Regions from separate parts of the Homo sapiens genome. Here region 2 is linked to region 1. Evidence: read pairs that join two places in POLR2A ChIA-PET (ENCODE). Cell type or tissue: PC-3. All regions are shown on one strand. Links, peaks and the distances in the headings refer to the core of each region. The heading gives the core; the rest is flanking DNA. Region 1 has its middle 11 kb from the start of OPHN1. Region 2 overlaps OPHN1 (oligophrenin 1).

The links. ChIA-PET counts read pairs that join two places held together with the same protein. Peaks named below come from ENCODE experiments on the same cell type or tissue, not always from the same donor. Only the 100,000 strongest peaks of a DNase experiment are listed, where the experiment ranks them.
Region 2: POLR2A ChIA-PET joins it to region 1 with 11 read pairs; 2 of 35 experiments call an interaction of 5 or more read pairs at or near these places.

What each region holds. Positions count from the first base shown.
Region 1 is chrX:68,440,062-68,448,404 of GRCh38, forward strand. No RefSeq gene overlaps it. Among named protein-coding and RNA genes, the nearest start is that of OPHN1, 11 kb to the left of the region's middle. In PC-3, for the core only: no CTCF peak of the experiment used is centred there; a DNase peak (open chromatin) is centred at 3,290.
Region 2 is chrX:68,206,164-68,214,506 of GRCh38, forward strand. It overlaps OPHN1 (oligophrenin 1), which reads right to left. Exons shown (of 25, transcript NM_002547.3): 7 at 7,699-7,809; 8 at 5,945-6,049; 9 at 3,990-4,119; 10 at 410-510. Among named protein-coding and RNA genes, the nearest start is that of OPHN1, 220 kb to the right of the region's middle. In PC-3, for the core only: no CTCF peak of the experiment used is centred there; no DNase peak of the experiment used is centred there.

The DNA of each region.
Region 1 (8,343 bases), core at 101-8,100:
CTCCAGCCTGGGCGACAGAGCGAGACTCCGTTAAAAAAAAAAAAAAAAAACTGGTCTGGGAGGCTGGAAAGAAAAGGTAATTTTCCAAATGTCATTTTTAGACTTCAGTAATTTATTAAATGTGTTTTTAAAAAGAGTTTTATCCTGGTAGATGTGGTGGCACTCGCCTGGAGTCCTAGCTACTCAGGAGCTTGAGGCAGGAGGATCCCTTGAGCCCAGGAGTTCGGGTCTGCAGTGAACTATGATCGCACTTGTGAATAGCCACCGCTTTCCAATGTGGGCAACACAGGGAGAACCTGTGTCTGAAAAAAAAATGTTTACCTAAAGATATAAAGTAATATTTTATAAACCCTATGCTTCTTATAAAGGATCCTAAAGGTCTTTGTCCTGAAATGTTATAATCCTTCCTTCACAAAAAGGTAGAAAAAATATAGAAGTTACTGGCCTGTATCCAATAACAAGAAGAAAACCTGGAGGTGAAATAGAGGTGGCAGGTGGAGGGAGAGGGGACAGCACAAGTTGATGATGATTTCTCCTATGCCAGGCACTTTACATAAATGATCTCATTTACAGGCACTTTACATAAATGATCTCATTGAGGAAGGTGCTATTGTCCCTTGCATTTTACAGATGAAGCAACTGAACCTCAGAGAAGTTAAGCTACTTGGCCAAAGTCACCCAGAGAATAAATGATGTCCTAGAGATTCAAATCCAGCTCTGAATTCAAAGTCATGTTTTGCCATTGCATTACAGTACCTTCCAGCCTAACTCATCAACATCTAATCTCCATTCCCTCCTGCTTATGTGACTGGACGTACTTGGAACTGTAATACAGAAAAAATAGTTCTGGGTCACTTGCTGTAACTTCAGCAAATGATTTGAAATTATCCCAGGCTGAATATTAACAGAGGCTTTATGTTGAACTTCTCTGAAGAGCTAGCTGACAAAACTGGCTCCCAAGCTACATATGCTCAGCTGTCTAGAATTTCCAGACTTGCACTGCATGAGACAGAAGACAAAGTAGATAACTGCCCCTCAGCACAACAACACTGCTAGCCTAGCCCCTAGTTCTAGCCTGGTCTAAATCCTTTACTACTGTTGGCACCATTCCCAGCTCTAGTCTTGGCTCTGGTCCATTCCCTGCTTTGACTGAACTTGGCTTAGTTTTTTTCCTCAGCCTACGCCAAGATTTTAAAACTTTTAGGAGCTAGAAGTGGCAAATGGTTAGAAAGGAAAAATCCTCTTTTATAATTCTCTGTACATCCAACTCTCCATTTACCCACTCCCTTCAAGTTTCTCTTTATGGAGTTGCTTGGTGGAAAAAAAAGCCACCAATTTATAGCTTTAAAAATATAATCTATTTCAGTCTATGTGATTAAATATCCACCAAAATTCTTTATCCATAGAATTCACCATTTTCATCACATTTTCACACCAGCAGCACCATATCAAAGCTATCTATTGGTAATAACCTGGGAATTTTTTCCTCGTGACCATTTTATGTGTCCATTTTGATTCCTAATAAGCCACATTTCAAAAAAAATTCAAACAAGGTTTATGTCAGTTCTAAAAGGCTTTATAAGGGCAATAAAGGCACAGTTGTATTACTTTTTAACTCCCAGGAAGATATCAATACCCAGCATCCCAGCACAGCCTGCTGGGCTATGCCATTTTATAGCATCTTAGAAGATACCATGCTCTACTGAGGGGCCAGAAATTTCCCAGCAGTTCCTAGAGGGGCCTGCTGAATCATGGAAACTAAATTATAACGTTCTACTAATGATTCTTGAACTTTGGTTTGTATGAGAATCACTTAGGGTGCTTATTGAAAATGTAGATTTCCTTGGACCCCTCTCCCAGCGATTCTGATGGTATGATGTGGATTTAGGTAGGGGCTGAGGCCAGACAATATGAACTGAGGCTTGAAAATAACAAAGAATCAGAAACTAATGTGGGTGGGGGAGTGGGGTCTTAGGTAAGGCCTTGGGAAATCTAAATTTTTTATAAGTACAACAGGTGATTCTGATGGAGGTGGTCCAAAATGTAGGCATCCAGTCTTATGCACTGATACGGTTTTAGGGGGGATTTTTTTGAGACAGGATCTTGCTGTCTTGTCCAGACTGGCCTCAAACTCCTGGGTTCAAACCACTCCCTCCCACCTCAGCCTCTAAAATGGCTGGGACTACAGGCACATGCAACCACACTCCACTCGACATGAGATTTTATCTACTAAAAACTGGTCAAAAACTGATCGGGATATGACAGTCCTCATACAACAATGGTTTTGATTAATAACATGAGTGAAAACTTCTGTTCCTCATATTGGCAGCATTAGGCTTTCTGACTTCCATACTACTTCAGTTTATTTTGCATCTGACTCAAAGCTAATAATTAAATAAACATGATTAACTGTGGAATTTGCATAACATTTTTTTTTTTCCTTTGGAGACATTCGCTCTGTCGCCCAGGCTGGAGTGCAGTGGCACAATCTCGGCTCACTGCAACCTCCACCTCCCAGGTTCAAGCAATTCTCCTGCCTCAGTCTCCCAAATAGCTGGGATTACAGGTGCTCGCCACCACACCCGGTTAATTTTTGTATTTTTAGTAGAAATAGGGTTTCACCATGTTGGCCAGGCTGGTCTTGAACTCCTGACCTCAAGTGATCCACCCGCTTCGGCCTCCCAAAGTGCTGGGATTACAGGCATGAGCCACTGCACCTAGCCTGCATAACATTTTATATGTGGTCATTTTCACCAGCATCACATAGCACATTACATACTCTTTAGCAGAATTACTAGAATACCTTGAGAAAAGTATACAACTGAAATGTATTTCAACAAGTTTCTGGCCCTGGGGGTGGGAAGACGTGAAGAAACCTTCAGACAACTGAGCCCCACAAAGTTCTTTTAGTTTCTTTTAAAGTAAAATGACATAAGCTGAAATATGCAATTATTTCCAATTTCTAATTCTCTTCCTCTTTCAGCAACAAAACAAGCAATGGACAAGAGTCATAACTTGTCATGACTGCAAATGGATGTGCATCTATACTTAGAGTAGAACAAAACAGATACAAAGTAAAGCATTTTAAGAAAGGATTCTAAGGGCAACATTAATTTTTTCCACAATATTAATTTTTCCCACTGACTTACAATAATTTTCATGCTAGTAAAATTTTCATGCTAGTAATTTTATAAATGGAAGCACCTCACAAGGCAGTGGGTGCTGAGATCGTTGTCAAAAGAATGCAACAGTGCAGTGACAATGCTCTGGCAAGGCCCCAGAACATGCCAATCATGCTTTCTCTCTCACATGGTTAAACCGACATTACCACAGGAAGGAAACTGGTTTCAGAACCTTACTAAGAATTAATTGTGGGTGAATTCACATTTCAGCCTTCAAAAAGCTTGATTAGACCACTAAGTTACTCTACCTGTTTAGCTTAAGAAGAACAGTTATGAATATTAAGTTAATAATACTGAATGATAAACAAAACACAAACGTCAAAATTTACTATGTCCAAGGCACATGCTTAATCTTTACAACCACCACCCTTTTAAGTAGGTACTATTATGTCATTCCCATTCTCCAGATGAGAAAACTGAGGCTTAGAAAAGTGAAGTAACTTGTCCAAAGCTGCTGAGGCCCTAGAACCTCACCCTCACTCTTTAAAAAAAATTTTTTTTAGAGACAGTGTCTTGTTCTGTCATCCAGGCTGGAGAGCAGCGGTGCAATCATGGCACATCGCAGCCTCAAGCAATCCTTCTGCCTTAGCCTCCAAGTAGCTGGGACTACAGGCGCAAACCACCACACTCAGCTACTTTTTTAAATTTATTTTTTGGTACAGATGGGTTTCACTATATTGCCCAGGCTGGACTTGAACTCCTGGCCTCAAGTGATCCTCCAGCCTCGGCCTCCCAAAGTATTGGAATTACAAGCATGAGCCATCACATCCAGCTGTGAGAACCTCACTCAAGTATTGTGCTAGCCTGCTTCTGTGCTGAGATACCATTTTCATAACATTGGACAAGCTTTGCTAAAAATTGATGTTGACAAGGAGAAACAGGAGTTCTCATAGACTTCAGGGATGTAAACTGGTATGAACATTTTTGAAGGCAATTTGGCAATACCTACCAAAATGTTAAATCTGTGTACTCTTTGATCCATCAGGTCTAATTAAGAATTTGTGCTATAGATTTCTCCACAAAAGCATGCAAAGAGATAAAAAATGTATCGGCTAAGCGTTTTTTTGTAGTGTTGAAAACTGGAATCCCTTCAAATGACCATGACTACAGGAATAGTTATATAAATGATATACATCCATGCAATGGGAAATTATGCACACATGAAAGAGAATGATTTATTATGAAAATATATCCAAGGATGTAAATGAACAAAATTAGTTAAAAATAGCTGCACATTAGTATCTAGATTTTTTTTATTATACTTTAAGTTTTAGGGTACATGTGCACAGCGTGCAGGTTAGTTACATATGTATACATGTGCCATGTTGGTGTGCTGAACCCAGTAACTCGTCATTTAACATTTGGAGTATCTAGATTATAATCATCTTTTGTGTGTTTTTAAAGAAGTCATATACGCATATATAATAATTCAATAAAAATGTGATACCTGGGCCAGGCACGGTAGCTCACACCTATAATCCCAGCACTTTGGGAGGCCCAGGCGGGAGAACCACATGAGCTCAGGAGTTTGAGACCAGCCTAGGAAACATGGCGAGACCTTGTCTCTACAAAATATTTAAAAATTAACTGGTTGTGGTGTTGCGTGCCTAGTCCCAACTACTCAGGAGGCTGAGGTAGGTGGGCTCACTTGAGCCCAGGAGTTCAAGGTTACAGTGAGGTGTGATGACACCACTGGACTCAACCTGGACAACAGAGTGAGACAGTGTGTCAAAAAAGAAAAAGTGGTATGTGTATGTGTGTATATGTATTTCTTCATAAATGATTTTAATGGTTTTCTGATCTGGGGAAGTTGAAATGGGATAGAGAGAGGGAGATTTTCAATTTACTCCCTTCCAAACAGTTTGAAATTTTACTATGAGCATGTGACTTTCATATTAAGAATGAAATTAGGACCCCCCCCAAAAAAAACTTCAAGGAGCATCATCTAATTCTGTAACATTTGAACTTTTGTGACCATGAACATAGTAAGAAATACTTTTTTAGGCTGGGCGCAGCGGCTCGCCCCTGTAATCCTAGCACTATAGGAGGTCAAGGTGGGTGGATCGCTTGATCCCAGGAGTTTGAGACCAGCCTGGGCAACATGCAAAAACCCCATCACTACTAAACATTTAAAAATGAGAAGGTCCTGTAGTCCCAGCTACTTGGGAGGTGGAGGTGGGAGGATCGCTTGAGCCCAGGAAGTCGAGGCTCCAGTGAGCCGTGATCACACCACTGCTCTCCAGCCTGGGTGACAGAGCAAAGCCCTGTCTCTACAAAGTAAATACATACATACATACATACATTTTACACCATAGACTAGAACATACATACATATATACATAAATATAACTAAAACAGGTTTCACAAAACAATATTTACTATATGCAATGTGCTCTCATATTTTTTATTCTAATCTATCCTATCATTCTATTCTTCTATTTCATTTTATAAAACACTGGTCACTACCTACTAAAATGACTTCATATACAAAGGTAAACCTCAACTTGGCCTGCTGTCACCAGTGCAGGCTGAACTAGATGACACATCCAGAGAGGACTCCAACATACCCAGCAGACCATCTCTAGCCAGGCCAGTGTATACCTAACCCCAAATCCAGATATTCTCAGCCAATCAACACCACTCAGAGATTTTGTTTTTTATTTTTTTGTCTTTAGAGACAGAGTCTTGCTCTGTCACCCAGGCTGGAGAACAGTGGTGTGATCTCAGCTCACTGCAACCTCCACCTCCTGGGTTCAAGTAATTCTCCTGCCTCAGCCTCTCAAGCAGCTGGGATTACAGGCACCCACCACCACACCAGGCTAATTTTTATATTTTTTAGTAGAGACAGGGTTTCACCTGATCTCGAACTCCGTACCTCAAGTGATCTGCCTGCCTCGGCCTCCCAAAGTGCTGGGATTACAGATGTGAGCCACTGTGCCTGGCCAGATTTTGCTTTTTAAATATAGGAAAAAAAGAAAATAAATAAATAAATAAATAAATAACACACCAGAAAAATAGAAAAAACAAAGAAATTGGACTGACACAGTTCGAGATCTCTCTCTCTCTCTCTCTCTCTCTTTTTTTTTTTTTTTTTGAGACAGACTTTTTCTCTGTCGCCCAGGCTGGAAGGCTGGAGTGCAGTGGCATGACCTTGGCTCCCTGCAACCTCTGCCTCCCAGGTTCAAGCGATTTTCCTGCCCCAGCCTCTCTAGTAGCTGAGATTACAGGTGTGTACCACCATGCCCAGCTAATTTTTTTTGTATTTTTAGTAGAGATGGGGTTTCGCTATGTTGGTCAAGCTGGTATTGAACTCCTGACCTCAAATGATCTGCCCACCTCAGCCTCCCAAAATGCTGGGATTACAGGCGTGAGCCACCACCCCCGGCAGTTTGAGATCTTTTGACTGAAAGACCTACTTCATTACTCCTTTTCCCAACCTCATTCTCCAGAAACTACCTAGATTTGGTACTGTGTTGGGTTCTCTGCTTGCCAGAAAAGTTTTTTTTTTTTTTCGTTTTTTTTGTTGTTGTTGTTGTTGCTGTTGTTGTTGAGACAGGGTCTCACTCTGTTGCGCAGGCTGGAGTCCAGTGGTGCGATCTTGGCTCACTATAACCTCTGCTTCTCAGGTTCAAGTGATTCTCGTGCCTCGGCCTCCCAAAAAGCTGGGATTACAGGTGCACACCACCACAGCAGGCTAATTTTTGTATTGTTAGTAGAGACAGGTTTTCATCATGTTGGTCAGGCTGTTTTTGAACTCCTGACCTCAAGCAATCTGCCTGCCTCGGCCTCCCAAAGTGCTGGGATTACAGGTGTGAGCTACTGTGCCCAGCCAAGTTTTTTCACTTAATACTCAATCGTTAGTCTTTTGTTGTTGTTGTTGTTCTTTTTATAGAGATGAGGTTTCACTGTTTTGCCCAGTCTGGTCTCAAACTCCTGGGCTTAAGAGAGTCCTCCTGCCTTAGCCTCCCAAAGTCCTGGGATTACAAGTGTGAGCCTGGCCTTTTTCTTTTCTTTTCTTTCTTTCTTTTTGACAGGGTCTTGCTCTGTCGCTCAGGCTGGATGGCAATGGCTTGAACATGGCTCACTGCAACCTCGACCTGCTGGGCTCAAGTGATCTTCCCACCTCAGCCTTCGGAGTAACAGGGGTTACAGATGCAGGTCACTATGCCTGGCTAATGTTTTAATTTTATTTTTTGTAAAGATAGGGTTTCACTATGTTGCCCAGGCTGGTCTTGGAACTCCTAGCCTCAAGTGATCCTCTCACTTTGGCCTCCCAAAGTGCTGGGATTATACGCATAAGCCACAGTGTTCAACTTTTTTTTTTTTTTTTTGAGATGGGGTCTCGCTCTGTCACCCAGCCTTGTGTGCAGTGGCTCGATCATGGCTCACTGCAGCCTTCACCTCCTGGACTCAAGTGATGCTTCCACCTCAGTCTCCCAAGTACCTGGGACCACAGGCATGCACCACCACACTGGGCTAATTAAAAAAAAAAAAAAATTTGTAGGCCAGGCGCAGTGGCTCACTCCTGTAATCCCAGCACTTTGGGAGGCCGAGGCAGGTGGATCACCTGAGGTCAGGAGTTTGAGACCTGCCTGACCAACATGGAGAAACTCCATCTCTATAAAAACACAAAATTAGCCGGGTATGGTGGTGCATGCCTGTAATTCCAGCTACTCAGGAGTCTGAGGCAGGAGAATTGCTTGAACCCAGGAGGCGGAGGTTGCGGTGAGCCAAGATTGCGCCATTGCACTCCAGCCTGGGCAACAGGACAGAATCTCCGTCTAAAAAAAAAAAAAAAATTTTGTAGAGACAGGGTCTCACTATGTTGCCTGGGCTGGTCTCAAACTCCTGGACTCAAGCAATTCTCCCACCTTGACCTCCCAAAGTGCTGGGATTACAGGCATGAGCCATCATGCCTGGTCCTGTTAATCTTTATTTTTTTAATTTAACAACCCACTAATGATTTATGACATGTAGTTTGATAAACACTGATCTAATTGACTAGGGAATTAATAGATGTCTGTTCTGTTGCTCACTTGTTTTAATGCAACTTTTCCATTTGCTTCCCAATGTACTACCAGTTTGCCTAACCAAATTCTTATTTCTTGATACCAAAAACAACACATTTTAAAAAACCCAGTGGGCCGAGTGAAATGGCTCA
Region 2 (8,343 bases), core at 17-8,016, 230 kb before region 1:
ATCGGTTATTCCAACTGTGGGCCATAAACACACTCCTGTAAAAAAGGAATTTTGGAATTCAATTCATATTTTTAAAACTTGCTATTTTAAAGAATCCAAGAGTAGAGCATTCTTAAAAGTAATTCATCCATATTTTTACATAGTTGACTGTACAATGTGACTGGCACTTGTAAAAATAACTGGTTTGAAAGACTACCGGCACTTTCAAAAGGCTTGCTCTAATCAACAGAGAAATTTTTCACTCAACTCAGTGCTATCTGACTCAAACTTAGGCCAAGGTGTACATATAAAGTCATGGCCTCACGTAACAGTGATGAACTTGATGATTTGATACTAGGTCAACATATATTCTTTTCTGAGAAACAGTCATAGATCCATTTCCAAAAATATGGTGCAAACAAGAACTGACCTGCTTAGCACCTGGCTTCTGCTCCATAGGCGTCATGGTCAGTGTTTTGGTCTCTTTCTCATACTGGCAATAGTATTTCACCCAGGATATTCCTAAAGCCCCTACAAGGACAAGTAAAAGTGAGCAGACAGAATAACTATTTTAGCTGTATAGGAAGTCAACCCTAAGATGGAAGCTATTTACACATTGCTCTTCAGAGTCAAACTTCAGATCCAGCCCTGCCCTTGCCCTGACCGCCCTCCTTCCATAGCCACCTACCTACTGCACACAGGGAGATTCTAACCTTCACCAACTGCTTCCCACAGCTGCTTCTGGCTTGCTCAAAACCTACTCTCCCTGCCATGTTCCCTATAAATTGTATCACCATATATCCCAGAAGCTGGAGACTATTGTCATTTACTTTGCTGTCTCTATAACTGTTCCATGTCATTGGTCATTGGGTTATGCCCCTTCTAACCTGTACATGACTCTACACATCTCTCTTTTAACTGTCTCCTCCTCTCCATTCCTTTTTAACACCGAATTAGTTAAGAACCCTATCAGTGTTGTTTTTGTTTTAATTTTTTTTTTTTTTTTGACAGAGTCTCGTTCTGTCACCCAGGCTGGAGTGCAGTGGCGCAATCTCAGCTCACTGCAAGCTCCACCTCCCCAGTTCACACCATTCTCCTGCCTCAGCCTCCCAAGTAGCTGGGACTACAGGCACCCACCACCACGCCCGGCTAACTTTTTGTATTTTTTTTAGTAGAGATGGGGTTTCACCATGTTAGCCAGGATGGTCTTGATCTCCTGACCTCGTGATCTGCATGCCTCAGCCTCCCAAAGTGCTGGGATTACAGGCATGAGCCACAGCGCTGGGCCCAGTGTCTTATTTTGTATTTATATTTTATGAAACATATTTTTAAAAAACAAAAATTTACTATCTCACCAATTAATTATTTCATTGGCCTTCTCTGATTTCCCTATTGTCCCCATCTCTGATCACTCCACTCCAATTCATTCTCCACTCTTTTCCTAGATTATTTTTAAAATATATCTCTATTTTTATCATTCCCCTCATTAAAAACCATCCACGGCTTTCCCACTATCTCCACACTCCTTAGCCTGCCTACAATGCCCTTGATAACATGATCAAAACTTACCTTTCTAGCTTTTTCTTTTGGCACCTCACCTCTATGTTCCTGTCTCAATGAATTACTTTTAGTTCCCACATAAAGAGGTAGCCATATAATTTCTAGTCCAAATCCAAGACTTATTTAAGACTGAATGAGGCAGTATTATTAATAATTACATCAGGACAACAGGGGTAAAGCAGGACTATTCTTGGCAAACAAGGGCCCTACAAATCAACTATGTCTATCCACAACCCTGCCTTTACTCATGCAGTGGTATATACCTGGAATTCCCTTCCTCCTTTTCCTTCTTTCTTTCTCTCTCTTTCTTTCTTTCCTTTCTTTCCTTTCTTTCTTTCCTTTTTCTTTCCTTTCTTTCTTTTCTTTTCTTTCTTTCATTCTTTCTTTCTTTCTTTTATTCATTTTTGAGACAGAGTCTCACTCTGTCACCCAGGCTGGAGTGTAATGGCACCATCTCGGCTGAGTAAAATCTCCACCTCCCAGGTTCAAGTCATTCCCCTGCCTCAGCCTCCCAAGTAGCTAGGATTACAGGCAAGCATCACCACATCCAGCTAATTTTTGTATTTTTAGTAGAGACGGGGTTTCACCATGTTGGCCAGGCTGGTCTCAAACTCCTGACCTCCAGTGATCTGCCGTCTCAGCCTCCCAAAGTGCTGGGATTACAGGCATGAGCCACTGTGCCCGGCCATTCCTCCTTTTCTTTACCTATCAAACTCCCACTCATCATTCAAGTTCTAGTTCAAATATCACTTTCTTTGTGAAGCCTTTAGATATATGCCCCAAATACAGTTATCACCACATTTCATTATAATTATTGATATACTTGTCTATCTCTCCCATCACTTTACACTTCTTGGTGAAAGAAATCATGGTTGATTCAGTTTTTCAAGGGTGTCCCCAATGCATTGCACAGTATCTGGCAGAAACAGTGCTCATTAAGCATACATTCAACTGAGTAGCAATGTTATGCCCATATGACAAATCAGAATACTGAAGCACAGAAGGATCACACAGCATACAGCAGTGGTTCTCAACTAGGGGTAATTTGGCCTCCCAGGGGACATGTGGCAATACATTAGAGACATTTTAGGTTGTCACACCTGGAGATTACTATGAGCACAAAGTGAGGAGGCCAGGGATGCTTCTAAATATACTATAATACACAGGACCACTTCCCAGAACTAAAAATTATCCAGCCTGAAATGTCAACAGCACTGAGATCGAGAAATTGTGCGACACACAGTTGAAGAGATGAACCTGACAAGTGGGAGAACACATCTTTGAAAATCATCACAAGTAAACTGCTCTATGCAAAGAAAAGTGTGATAATTTCACTACCGTAGTGTCATGCTTTTTGAATTACAGTGATTTTTGCTACTGGCAGCCTCTGGGTGTGTGTCCTCTGTTTATTCCCCAGATATAATAACTCTGGGCAAAAACTGAATAACAGGTTTGGGGAGTATTGGGTCATAGTTCAAAGGGCAAATAAAATCAAATCACACATACAGGTGTGCATAATGTTACTGAGGAATTAGGAAAGATTGAATGCTCTGCAACATTCAGTGACTAAACAAGTTAACCCACTTTACTTAGTCACCAATGAAAAACAGATACTGTCTTTCCCACTGGAATCATGATGTTCACTAAGTGCTATAAGAGCATCCATGAGCCTGAGCAACATAGTGAGACCTTGTCTCTACAAAAAATTCAAAACTTAGCCAAGTGTAGTGGTAGGTGCCTTTAGGTGCAGCCACTCAGGAGGCTGAGGTAGGAGGGCTGCTTGAGCCCAGGAGTATGAGGCTGTAGTGAGCTATGATGGTGCCATTGCACTCCAACCTGGACAACAGAGCAAGATCCTGTCTTAAAAAAAGAAAAGAAAAGAGCAAACATATGACCCTAATGCAGACGAAGATATAGGGTACTATAGTAGGATCATGGGCTTTGGCATTTCATAGACCTGAATTTAATTTTAGTCCTGACACTTGTTAGTTGGGTGACTTTCAAATGGTGACGTCTCTGAGCCTTAGTGGCCTTATGTGTATGGGTATAAATTGGTTGCAAAGATTAAATGAGGCAGTGTTTTAAATGAACTTAGCACCATGTCTGGTACATAATAAGTATAAGAAATATTATTTTTCTACTTCCTTTCCTCTACTTCCCTTTTTTCCAAAAGAATAATCAGAAGGATTAAAGAACAAATAATACCCATTTTGAATCTCAGAGAAAACCTTAGGTCTTATCACTACACAGCCTTTGTAAGACAAATCTTTAACTTCCTCTCAGTTTCTCCTTTTTTTTTTTTTGTTTTCAGTATTCCCTGCCTGCGTTCCAAGGGAATTTTAGCTATCAGGGGTCTATGAACAGTAAGGGTGCCCAAAATTCACAGCCGACAAGTGGCAGTAGTTCCTGGCTTATTGAAACCCAATGGATACCCCTATGTCCCCACACACATTTCTCTTGTGTATAGAGATAGCCTTCAATAGTTGGCTGTCCTGGAAGTTTGCATGTCTGGGGAGCTTCTTTCATCCTTTTCTTAAGTTCTTCCATCTCTTCCCGGGTACTGGAGAAATGATTTCTTGTCTGTCAAGACATCATCATGAAAATCATTATTATCATCATCATTATCATGAAAAAGTATTTCTTGGTCAGAGACTCAGTACAAAGTTTTCCCTGCTTACAGCATGTGCAACCACAAAGCAAAAAAAGAAATGGTGAATGGCATAGTGAATGGAAAACAAGTTTATAGAGTCTAACGGTCCTAAAGACTGCATAGGAAACAAAAATATAACGAGCAATATACTCATAAAATAACAACTGGGAGGCTTTTTACTAATACGAATCACATAAGGCCCTAATAAATAAGCAATCTTAGAATTCTGAACATGACTGATACCCTGCTTTACAACAAGGGAGATGGCAGACAAGGTTCCCAAAGGTAGCATTCTCATAGCAACTTCCAAATTGTGTCTCAAAGTTACAGCCTAGTTGATACTGAATCAAATTCTGGCCAAGAACATAAAATATACGAGAGGGTGCTCTCTTGGGAGAAGGGCCAACAGTAGCTATGTTTTCATACTCACAAATACCAAAACCTAATGATGAGAATAAATCTATTTAAATCTACACAACTAAAACACAATGGTAAGACATGTGTTGAAATGTGGGTATGAAAATCACTACAGATAAGTTTTTAGTACCCAGTCTTAAAATTATGACATGATGTTAGTGAGAAAGGTGATCTGTGCTGCCCATCTAGTTGGCTCATGTTTATCCTGTAAATAAGTCACCCATATGTACACATTCAAAGGCTTATTGTTACATTTGTACATATCAAGTAATATATAGAGGAAGATTCATGGGATTAACTTGGTTGTAGTAGGAAGATGTTGTAAATCAGGAAATTCTGGAGAATGTGAGAGCCCCTAGTTCCTTTCTGCAAGGAGAGTATATAGAAAGAAAAAATAATAACAACAACTGTAAATCCCAATCCTCCTAAACAACCAAGGGGGGCTTATTTTTCACTATAACTTACCAGCATTTTTCATCTAAAACTACATCTATATATTTCATGCAATTTAACACCCATTCTAAAGTCACCAACTCAGTAATGCCTTCTCTGACTCTACCAGGTAGCCAAATGCTCTGAACTTTTTAAAAACCTTTGGCCTTGATTCTATTATAGCACTTATCATAATGGATTATAATTTATCTCTGTTTATTTGTCTCCTACAAGAAACTGTATGTTCCTTCAAGACAGAAAAACTTGCATGCATCTTCATGGCATGTCCAGTGCCTTTCACATGCCTGGCACAGAGCTTATGTTCATTTTTTCCATAAACATTTGTTTAATGTGGGTTGAATAAAGGAACATGTAAAGGAATATATGTGAAAAGGATGGGAACACTATGCCTACATGCCCATCTGTAAGAACCAGCATGACAAAGAAGGTAGAGAAAACCTTTAAAAGTAATTTATGTGACTCTACTAATAAGTACTGAGAAAAGAAAGAGAAGATAAAATGAGTGTTTGTGGTAATAAAGTCTACAGTGAGAGTGTTTTGACTGAGCAGGGAAGTAGCTTAAGGCCTGGGCTCAAATAAGCCTATAGCTATGTCCTGATCTGAGAGAGATGCAGCAAATTAGCAATACTTAATAAATATTGCATAGATGAAGGTGTTGGTGTGTGGAAGGGTGGGTTTGAACAGCAGTCAGCCTCAAAAACAGGAAAGATGTGAAAGTGGAAGAGCAAGAACAGTCTGATATACTAAATATTTGTGATCCACACCAGTATATTCTAACAAATTGGCTAGGATGCAGTAACCTAGAATTCCAAGAATCAAGGTCGCTAGGGCTGAAATTCAATCGGAATGGAAAGACCGGTGAGAAAAATCCACATGCAAACTCACATTCTGTAAACTGAGTTGGAGCTGTTGTTTGTATGGGAGGAAATCCTGTGTGAGCTCCACAGTCAGGCTGTTAGAAATGAACAGACTATGAAGAAAGGCCAAGACCTAGGGAAAACATGTAAAAATAACTTTATCACCAGCATCTTCTAATAAACTAAATAAAAGAAACATGAACTCACCAAAAAACTCCATGGTGTGGCTGGGTGTGGTGGCTTATGCCTGTAATCCCTGCACTTTGGGAGGCCGAGGCGGGCAGATCGTGAGGTCAGGAGTTTGAGACCAGCCTGACCAACATGGTGAAATCCCATCTCTACTAAAAATACAAAAATTAGCTGGCCGTGGTGGCGCACGCCTGTAATCCCAGCTACTTGGGAGGCTGAGGCAGGAGAATGGCTTGAACCCGGGAGGCGGAGGTTGCAGTGAGCCAAGATTGCATCACTGCACTCTAGCCTGGGACAGAGTGAGACTGTCTCAAAAAAACAAAAAACAAACAAACAAACAACAACAACAAAAAACTCCATGGTGTTTACCCAGTATAGCGCTAAACGCAGTCAAACACAAACCAGTCTACACATCACTGTTTTCATATCAGGTTGAACATTTACCCTTGACTCAGCTTCAGAAAAAAAGAACTATTAACAAATTTATTAACCCTGAGCTTGTTCAGATCTCATATAAAGACATTCATCATTTGAACAGTATGTAAATGAACTGCATCTTTCCTCTATATATCCTCAGCAACCACAAACAATAGGTGCTCAATAAATATTTCTTGAATGAATGAAAGTAAATAGATAAATGAATAAAGCAAGATTTTCTACCTAACTTTAATGAAGACTGTCATAATGCTAAAAGATCAAAGGAGTCTAAACCAACTTTAAAATTAGAAATGTTTCACAGGGTTGCAGAAAAAGACATATAAATGATACACAACATATATTGGTGTAAATTTTCAACCCCATTAAAAATCAAATACACGGGCTGGGTATGGTAGCTCATGCCTGTAATCCTGGCACTTTGGGAAGCCAAGGCAGGGGGATCACTTGGGCCCGGGAGTTGGAGACCAGCCTGGGCAACATGGTGAAACCTTATCTCTACAAAAACATACAAAATATTAGCTCGGTATGGAGGCATGCACCTGTAGTCCCAGTTACTCAGGAGGCTGAGGTGGGAGGATCACTTGAGCCCAGGAGACAGAGGTTGTAGATAGCACCACTGCACTCCAGTTTGGGTGACAGTGAGACCCTGTCTCAAACAAATATATGGAAATGGAAAAATCTACACAAAACGAAGTAAATGGAATGAAAAAACGTGAAATGGGAAAAAACTACACAAGACAGAAGTAAAAGTAGTAGAATGAGAAGTCACTGACTGCAAGAGACATGAGTCCCTAGCATAGTATCTGGTATATGAGAAAGACTTTCAGAAGCTTCTGAAAGCGCAAGAAGAAGGAAGGGAGGGAAACAAAGTAACAGGAAGAGTTGTAGAGAAATTCCGGAAGGGGGGAGGAAAGAGAAAGGAAAAAAAGGAAAGAGAAAGAAAATAGCCATAGAAAAAGAGAGAAAAGGGTTGGGGGGAAAGAGAGAAAAAAAGTATACTAAAGAACAAGAAAAACGTAAGTTAGACTACGTTCTAGACATTTCCACTGATTATCCTTCACGTTCTTTGGGATTCTGTTTTTATGATCAAAGTTTGTACATTTACCAGGCATTTGATAAATATTTTTAGACCATTCATCAACAGAGAAAACTTACAGGCTCCACAATATTGAACTTCTTGGACTCCTGAACTTCCTGGATTTGATAAACATAATCAAGAGAGGACTCGAAAAAATTGTGCCTCTCCTTGTCCACCTGTAGGTCTGCCTGTAGAAGAAGGAAAACAAACATTACATATTGGGATATTCATTCATGAAAGTCAGTACTTAAGGATTGAACAGAATGCTAGAGCTAGATGAGCATTTAGCCACCAACTAGTGATGTTACCTTTTATTTTAGAAATAGAGAACCTAAAGCCAAGAGATAAAAAAGTGACTGATACAGGATTCCAGTTTCTGGTCCAACACATAAAAAGCTTGAAGTCATTACATCCACCCTGACAAAAAGAAAAAAGCTGAACAAGTGTAAAATCCACACATTTTATTATATTCAACAGAGAACTGAAGTCAGAGGAAAATCTGCTCCCTCAAACACTACAGAGACATGAATACAGAGAATAAGAAATTAACAAGGGCCAAAGCCCAAGAACAGAAGCATGCTACTATGGCCAATACTGAGGGGATTACAACAGAAAGAACTGCAAGTCTCAAGTCTTATTTAACAAGAAATGGTAAAATCTGAGCACATAAACAATGATGCCAGAGAAAATTTTAGAGTCAGACAATGACAGCTACAGCAAAC